Regions from separate parts of the Homo sapiens genome. Here region 2 is linked to region 1. The links are chromatin loops, found by intact Hi-C in ENCODE. Cell type or tissue: B cell. All regions are shown on one strand. Each heading gives the region's core, and the rest is flanking DNA. Links, peaks and the distances in the headings are about the cores only.

Region 1 (4,378 bases), core at 1-2,500:
AATATATACACAGCGTGGTAGGAAGAAAAATAGGTCAGCAGGGCGATAGAGGTCCAGATGAACAGAAGTTCATGACTGACTTGCTGACAAGGAGGGAATGAGATCAGAGGTCTCACCTGTTCATTTGCCCTGTGGTAGTAACTTGCATGGGCCCCGCCTGATCCCACATTCAATGTAGCTACCCAGTGTACAGCTGTAAAATCCAAAGTACAGAGGGGAAGGAGTGTTAACTGTAGTATGACACAGGCCAGGAACCCCAGAAAAGTCCAGAATTGCCCCCCACCACCACCACTACTTCACTTCGCCCCATACCCGAGTACTTCCCAGCCAGTGTCAAGATGGCCCCCTCTTCGCCTGGCCGCCGGTGATAAACTAGCTCTCCTCCCAGCACCAGCCGATGAGTGAGGCTCTGCAGGAAGTGAGCAACCATGATCACTGTGGGGGAATGGGGAGACATGGAGTCAGTCATAGAGACAATATCCAGACCTGCTCCCTCACTCCCAATAACCGCCACCCCAGCCTGCCCAAGAAGTTCCTTTTCTAAACTCCAAACTGTACAGAAGATGAAGAGGCATAGTAACATTAGCAAATGGGCCGCCAAGATAAAAAGAACCCTGTCCCAGTTCCTCACCCGACTCCCCAATCAGGTCAGGATTTCCTAGGGTCAGAGTGGCTGTGTAGTCATCTCCCCGATACTCGCCATCAAACTGCCATGTCAGGAACTTGGCCTGCTGCGTCTGGGTGGCAAGAGCAAGAAGTAAAATCTCCCTCCCTCTTTATGATCATTATAGACTCTGCTCCTCCTTCCAAGCCCTCAGAGCAGGAAACCCGTGGAGGAGAAAGAGGAAGTGCCTCAGGGGATGGAGGCAGGAACTGTGGTCACCTGGAAGACAGCCTTAGCTCGGAGCCGCTCTGCCAAGAGGAGCAAGACCTGGGCGTTCAGGCTGCCACTGCTGTCCATATCCCCTACCACAGTGGGGAACACCTGTGGAAGGGTGTACACAGTAGTAAGGCTGAGCCGGATGGCACCACTCAGCCTAAACCCAAATATAGAACTTCATTAAGAGTGCACAGCGCCCCCTGGTGGAGTCACAAAGACACACTCTGGGCTCTTCACAGAAAATGTTTCTCTACCCTCTCTCATTCAGAAAAGACACAGAGAATCAGGTTACGGCCCATTCCTCCCCATAACACACACAATTCCTCTTCCTCCAGACCTGGGTCCCAGATTGGTTTTTAGGGAGATGACCCAGGTGTGTGGAGCCCTCACCTCAGTGGGACTGAGCTGCCAATCCCCTGCATAGGCCGCATGGAGGTGATATCCCGGCAAGCCCAGGGCACTCATGTGTATAGTGTGCGCCACCTGAGGAAAAGAGGATTCAGTGGAGAAAAGCGCATTCCTGCTCCACTTCAATCCCTCATCCCACCCTTAGTCTTTTCCCCATCCAGAGGGCCTCTCAAGAATCCTAAATATTCCAACATATACAGAGAAGGTCATCGGATTAAAAGCAACAAGTCCCACAGGCACGGAGGTAAAGAGAACCCCACATCCTCCCTCATTTGTCCCACATAGACTGGCTAGGGCTGGAGTACAAAGGAAAGGAGAAGATGATCCAGGGACAGGAAAGGGGGAATAGTAAGGAGGGGCCAGAGAAGTGGGAGCACCTGGAAATGGCTGCTCAGAACCTTGTTGACAACGAGCTTCACTCCCTCCATCTGTGCTGGGAATACATCTGAAGGGGGTAGGGGAAGGGAAGGAATAAGCACAGACAAAGAACCCCTACCCCAAAAGATAGTCTCCCCTTTCAATCCCATAGGGAACACTTTGGAGGAATTAACCTCCTTTCAAGTCCTGCAATGAAATGCTCCACTTCATTTGGGCACCTGATCCTCCCTGAGGCTGCATGACCCAGCTATGATCTCCCCTTTCCTGCTCCCATCGCCGGACATCCGGCATTCAAGACCCTCCACTCCTCTGCCCCTTCATCCTGAGACACCCAAGTGCCAAGTTCTCACCTTTGCATAGACGGTGCAGCTCATCGAAGCTCCCAGGGTTGGGCAGGGGTTCCTCTCGGCGGGGGCTCCGGCGGGGCAAAGTCCCCATTGGTGCCAGGCCCAATGTGTTCCCCATTTTAGTCCAGAGGACTGGGAAGAGCCGAGGTTAGCCTGTGAAAGGACGCTATTGCCCCTTTACCCCCCAACGGGCCCCACCCCCCATTATCCGGCTCCCCAGCCTCAGAAACTTCCACATGGTCCGACGCTACACCTGGAACAGGAAGAGTAGGGAAGGAGAGCACTCATGGAGAGACAACCCTAGGCACACTCCCGCCCCATCTTTGATCTCTCACCCCCACTTGTCACCCTTGTCCTCTCTCCCTTTCTCTGATCCTAGCCCCCACCACAGACTTCACCTAGCTCCCTAGCCTCTCTATTCTTCATTCCCAGGCCCCAAGACCAGGCCCGCAATGGTGCAGTATCCCTTACCATCTCAGACCATCATGCTGCCCCTTTCCCCCCGGCACACCCCGGTCATCTTGATGGGGGCAGCCATCTTGAGTGATGGCAGAACTGCAGCTTCACGCTGCATTCTTAGCGTGGCCGTAAGCGCCATCTTTGAATCTGGCAAAGAAAGCTGTCAAAGACCCAACCCAACCCTGATTGGGCCCCGCCCAATCAATGAAAAAAAAAAAAAAAAAAAAAAGCCTCGCTATTTACCATGGGCCAATGGGAAGGGAGGAAGAAAATGAGTGGCAGGTCTGACGGCCCAAGAGCTTCAACCCTGGAGCTGCAGAGGCGGGCAGGACTTGATTGGTGGCCCCTTAGACTTAAGTGGAAGGCTTTAGATCACTAGGCCTCTCCAAGGTCGGAAAAAAACTTGTGAGCGTACAAGACACTAGAGGGAGCATCTTGTAGCTTGGGCCACTGAAGCTCCTTCCACCCATGTAGTTTCATCCATGAGAAAAGTGGAACTACAGCTTGTAGACTGGCATAGTGTGAAGGGTGGCAGAAAGAACGATTATGAAGACTTCTTTGGAACCCTGGTTCATTTCTATCGCTCCCTTCTCTCCAAAGAACCCATGGGAAATCCTCCTCACAGCCCTCCACAGCACACCTCCAAATGAGTACTACTCATTAAGCGCAGCACTCCCTAGAACAGGGACCCACCCTTCTCTTCTGGAGGTCTACATCTCTCGAAGTCCCCGCTCTTGACCACTTGGTGGAATGGAAACGGGTGTGAGAGTTTGGCGCAGAGGAGTAAGTTCTAGCAGAACTATTCGCTGAAACAGCTGCTTTCTGTATTTAACCCTTCCTTCCCTGAGTCCCAAGGCAGAGTTGGCAAATAAAATCTAGGAATATGGAGCCTGGCCCCCAAAGGCACTCCATCCCAGGACCAGGGACAAGCCAAAGGGCTGACCTCAAGCACTAAGCGCTCCACAGGGGAATAATTGAAAATGGAGTAAGAGTTCTTGGTCTTGGAGGGTGAAGGGTGGGAGGAGGGAGAAGATCAGGAAAAATAACTAATGGATATTAGGCTTAATACCTGGGTGATGAAATAATCTGTACAACAAATCCCCATGACACAAGTTTACGTGTGTAACAAACTTGCATATATAGGCCAGGGGCGGTGGCTGATGCCTGTAATCCTAGCACTTTGGGAGGCCGAGGCGGGCAGATCACCTGAGGTCGGGAGTTCAAGACCAGCCTGACCAACATGGGGAAACCCCGTCTCTACTAAAAGTACAAAATTACCCGGGCGTGGTGGCGCATGTCTGTAATCCCAGCTACTTGGGATGCTGAGGCAGGAGAATCCTTGAACCCGGGAGGTGGAGGTTGCAGTGAGCCGAGATCATGCCATTACGCTCCAGCCTGAGCAACAAGAGCAAAACTCCGTCTCAGGAAAACAAACAAAAAAACCTGCACATATACTTCTGAATTTAAAACAAAAGTTAAAAAACAAAGATTTCTTGGTCTCTGGTCACTACCTCCCTCATCAGCTTTGCGCCTCCACTGTCACCCTCAGGAATGTTCCACATACTCAGCGAGTATGCTTGGGGGGCAAAAGGGTGAAAGATACAAAAGCTTCTGATATCTATTTAACTGATTTCACCCAAATGCTTTGAACCTGGGAATGTACCTCTCCCCCTCCCCCACCCCCAACAGGAGTGAGACAAGGGCCAGGGCTATTGCCCCTGCTGACTCAATATTGGCTAATCACTGCCTAGAACTGATAAGGTGATCAAATGACCAGGTGCCTTCAACCTTTACCCTGGTAGAAGCCTCTTATTCACCTCTTTTCCTGCCAGAGCCCTCCATTGGGAGGGGACGGGCGGAAGCTGTTTTCTGAATTTGTTTTACTGGGGGTAGGGTATGTTCAGTG
Region 2 (4,729 bases), core at 789-3,288, 510 kb before region 1:
AAAGGGTTAACTCTGCAGGTTCTGATTGCTCAAGCCCTGCAAGTTCAAGGAATGGTCTGTCTTCGGGAGGACTGGCCCTTGACCAACTCCTCATGCCACACTATATCAGTTTGACTAGATATGCTAACAGCGTGACTATGGTAAAGCCTGTTTCCGTATGCCTGAGGCCCTGGGCCATGCTGTATCAGTTTGACCTCCGGGAGGCTGGAAATTGAGTAGGTAAGGTCAGTCATGCAGGTGACGCATGCCCATGCAACTGGCCCGCAATAAAAACCCAAGGCTTGGGTGAGCTTCCTGCTCGGCAATACTTCACACATGTTGCCATGCATCATTGCTGGGAAAATTAAGCACATCTCTGTACAAATTCTTCTGGGAGGCCATACCTGGAAGCTTGCACCTGGTTTCTCTTGAACTTCACCCCTGGGCCTTTTCCCTTCGCTGAATTTTAATCTGTATCCTTTCACTCTAATAAACCATAACTTTGTATATCAGCTTTTCTGAGTTCTGTGAATCCTCCTAGTAAATCAGTGAGCCTGAGGGAGCCTGAGGGAGCCTGAGGATGATCTTGGTGACTGCCGATACAGCATCCACTGTCTATAATATTGAATAACTGGAGACATCTAAATGACTACAAGTAATAGATTGGTTAAATGGGTTGTTTTATCAATTCAGTGAAATACTAGGCAACTACTAAGAAATATAACAAAGAGGGATGTGGTAGCTATATCAGAAAGTTTTTTAAAATAATATTTTTTTATTTTGTGGGTACATACTAGGTGTATATATTTATGGGGTACATGAGATGTTTTGATATAGGCGTGCAATGTGTAATAATCACATTACAGAAAATGGGGTATCCATCCCCTCAAGCATTTATCCTTTGTGCTACAATCCAATTACACCCTTTTACTTATTTTTAAATGTAAAATTATATTATTATTGAGTATAGTCATCCTGTTGTGCTATCAAATACTAGGCCTTATTCTATTTCTTTTTCTTTTGGTAACAATTAATCATCCTCACCTCCTCCCTAACCGCCAGCTACCCTTCCCAGCCTCTGGTAACCATCCTTCTACTCTCTATCTCCATAAGTTCAATTGTTTTGATTTTTAGATCCCATAAATAAGTAAGAACGTGCGATGTTTGTCTTTCTCTACCTGGCTTATTTCACTCACATAATGATCCACAGTTCCATCTATGTTGTTGCTAGTGACTGAATCTAATTCTTTCTATGGCTGAGTAGTACTCTATCACATGAGTACCACATTTTCTTTATCCATTCATCTGTCGATGGACACATAGGTTGCTTCCATATCTTGGCTACTGTGAATAGTGCTGCAGCAAACACGGAAGTGCAGATATCTCTTTGACATACTGATTTCCTTTCTTTGGGGTATATACCTAGCAGTGGGATTGCTGGATTGTATGGTTATATCATAAAGTTTTAAAAAGCTGGTTTACAAGTAGAAATGTCTGAGCACATTTACTTTAAAAATACATATATGTATGCACATATATGAAAAATGTTGAAAGATAGATGGTATATAAAACCATTAACTAGTTATTTATGGGAGTGGGCATTATGAGAGAGACTTACATGAAATGCATTATGTACTTCTTCTTATATAGTTTTTATTTATCTATTTCAACTAGTATTATTAAAATTCTTCACCATGAAGAATAATAGATATTTATATTCTGGAAAAGAGGTGAAACGTAAGGGTTCATTTACTGACATTTTATTATGGTATCCTTAGAAGTGAGATTTCCCTTCTCAATTCCCTAAAATTACTGCATAAGTTCCTTCAAGGATAGGGGCAGGAGACACATCTCGATTGTTACTGAATGCCCGCAGAGGCTGGCTCAGTATATATCTAACTGGGAGTGAATTTAACAGCTTCTGTATTTAGGATTTTAGCCACTAGGGGGCATTATTTGCCTTTTGGTAAAATACGTTTTCTCTGCACTTGTCTTGAAAAAAGGAAAAATGAATATGGAAGCCCTGTAAGAGCATAATCAGGATGTTAGGCCCAAGGAAGGAAATGCTATCTTTAGAGAGGGAGCTGGGTTGCTTTCCCGTCAAGGAAAGGAGAAGAGGCTCTCTGTTTTAGGATTAGTAGATACACACAAACACACACACACACACACACACACACACACACACACAGCCACAATTTGTTTTTATCACCATTAAAACTGCAATCTTGATGAATATTGAGTAAGCAAAAATTTCTTATAAATGCTAAGAGATCGTCAAGTGTGCGATGGCTTGCTTTTTTGAGAAGGCACCCATTTTATGTAACAAGGCTGACCGCATGCGGATACACATGACCCCAGTCTTCTTACTCTAGTTGTTTCTCAAAACTTGTGGGCTTCTAGAGCATAGTCACAGTTGTGATTTATAATTATCATCTATAGAACATTTACTATAAGTGCAGATCTCTGCTGAGCAGTCACAGAGAAATTTCCCTTCTTTTGTCTCATCACCTCCTCATCATGGTCCAAATACAAGTTCCTCTTTCTATTAATATTTCCAGCATTGCCACCAGTGCCCTCCTGCATCCGTGAGTTATCAGTAACTGTTTGTCAATTTTTACAATTATGTTCTTAATGCGACTTAAGATCTAGGACAGATGTGAAAATATACTTTGAGGCTCCCAAATAACAATGTCGAACAAAAATATAAATGGAAGAATAATAACATGATTCTATAGAAGGTAGGTACCTAGGACGTGATGAGTTCAAATTTAGCACTGTCTTTGAGGCACATAGTCTGAGGCCAGAGAAAACCTAGAAGTGAATCCCAAGCTGCATCTGGGCCTGCTACTTACTAATAGGTAATCGTGTACTCTTAAAAAGTTATTTGATTTCCCAAGTCTCAGCTCCTTAATATGTAAAATAGGAATAAGTATAGGCACATTGCAGAGCCGTAGTAAGAATGGACAACATATCTCATTAGTGCGATAAAGAAATTCTAAGTTAAACCACTGCACTAGAGGCAGTTCAGAGAGGATGCAGAACAGGAGAGGCTGGAGCTATGGTGAAGAAGTGGCCTGGAGAAATGGCTATGGGTGACTGGTGAGAAAAGCTGTTGGGCAGAGATAAATCACTACACAACCAGTCCAGGAATTCAATGGCCATGAGAACTTAGAGAAAAGTAGATCTTAATCATCTACCCTGCCACAACCACATCCCTAAGTCTGCATATTCATTTAGAGGCTCGTCTTTGTAAAGATGTGTCCTCCTTCTGTAGCACCTATTATCAAGATTCTGAGGCAATAACTTCAGCTCTACAGAACCCTAGGACCAGCGATAATGGATTGGTAGTTGAAGCCCTCTCACTGCGTAGGAATAACTTGGCCAACTGAGCAAATAACTCTTCCTGCCCAACTTCCGACCCTCCCCACCCAACCCAACATTAGCACATCCATCACATTGTTTATCTGTCCTTCTGAGAAATGCTGGGGCAGGAACCGGTTCGTGACATTTGGGCCATGCTCTCAGTTCCTTTTTTGATTCAAGAAGAAATTGGTAAACAGAGAGTCAGATGAGTGGGGCAAGGGAGACCACAGATGTTCCCCATTCCACATCAGGGTTTGCTGAGTGACACTTTGCACAAACCCTCTCCCTCCATTCTTCCCCGGACAGACAAAATGCAGAGAATGGCCATGGGTCCCGTCACAACCTTGGAGAGCTTTTGCTGCCTGCACTTAGGCCAGTGTGTTATAGTGGAAAGAGCTCTGGACTTGCATGCACAAACCCTAGATTTAAATTTTGGTTCTGTCACGTAGTAGTTAAATAACTTTGGCCCAGCCAGTTAAGCTCTCTGAACTTCTGTGCCCCTATCCAAAAAAAGTTAAGGCCAATAATGCCTTCTCTAATATTCCCTAAAGGATTTTTGAACTAGAAAAATCAGAAGTCCTGTAAACTTTAGGTTAGTCCACAGATTATTTCCAAATCCTTTAAGATGTCATGCCAACAAACATATCTCCTTACCACCAAATATATCCCCTTCTTTCTCCCAGATGTCTCAAACCATACGTTCAATTGACAGTACAAACAAAATACTTTGGCGGCTGGGACAAAGAAATAATTCATTTTAGCTGGAGGAAGCTGGGAAAAATTCTTAGAATAGGTGACTTTAAGCTGGGTCTTTCCCACGGGTGAAAGAAATGAGGGATAAGGGCCTGGAAAGGGTGGTAGAAAGAGCGATGAGGCAAAGGTGGCAGAGACATGAAGGCTAAGACACTTGAAGTTGTTTTATTCAATGTGCCTGGCATGTCTAGGCAAAAAGGAGAATTAGTTTTGAGACTTTGCAAGCTGTCTTGGAACATGTGTTCAGTCACCCTGGCCACATCCGCCCTTATGGTGGCCACAGAGTCGCAGTGCTGTCATAGGCCAGGGCTCCTGCAGTCTCGTGTCCTTGTCCCTCACAGGCTTCATGTTCACAGCCCTCTCACAGAGGATCTCAAATCCCCTTACTGGGGCTACAGGGGTACTCCATGGGCAAGTCCCACCTGCTTCTATACCTTCAGGCTATCAAACCTTAAGGCTGCCTCCAATCCAAAATGATATTCTCAGGGCAGATGACTGCAGGAAGGGCTTGTAAATGCTCCTAAAAAGAAGCAGTGTCCACTAGGTGCCAGCATGAGCTTACCAAGAATGGTCTTGCCCTGATAGTCTGTTTTTTTGGTTTTCTTTTTTTTTTTTTTTGACAGGATGAGTAGAC

The links. Peaks named below come from ENCODE experiments on the same cell type or tissue, not always from the same donor. Only the 100,000 strongest peaks of a DNase experiment are listed, where the experiment ranks them.
Region 2: a loop joins it to region 1, with 15 times the contacts of the local background. A loop is called at or near these places in 10 of 110 quality-filtered maps.

Annotation. Positions count from the first base shown.
Region 1 is chr1:161,224,243-161,228,620 of GRCh38, reverse strand. It overlaps TOMM40L (translocase of outer mitochondrial membrane 40 like), which reads right to left and starts at 2,561. Exons shown (of 10, transcript NM_032174.6): 1 at 2,485-2,561; 2 at 2,017-2,266; 3 at 1,666-1,733; 4 at 1,271-1,363; 5 at 884-985; 6 at 632-737; 7 at 313-435; 8 at 117-193. The coding sequence starts at 2,131. MIR5187 (microRNA 5187) reads right to left here and starts at 1,435; the gene lies at 1,360-1,435. RefSeq lists enhancers at 822-1,001, 2,516-2,585, 3,046-3,155. In B cell, for the core only: CTCF peaks have their summits at 882 and 1,083 (motif pointing left); DNase peaks (open chromatin) are centred at 1,040 and 1,920; H3K4me3 peaks cover 1,120 bases; H3K27ac peaks cover 259 bases.
Region 2 is chr1:161,738,840-161,743,568 of GRCh38, reverse strand. No RefSeq gene overlaps it. Among named protein-coding and RNA genes, the nearest start is that of DUSP12, 8.6 kb to the left of the region's middle. RefSeq lists an enhancer at 4,362-4,571. In B cell, for the core only: CTCF peaks have their summits at 1,686 and 1,891 (motif pointing right); DNase peaks (open chromatin) are centred at 1,928 and 2,418; H3K4me3 peaks cover 1,286 bases; H3K27ac peaks cover 1,294 bases.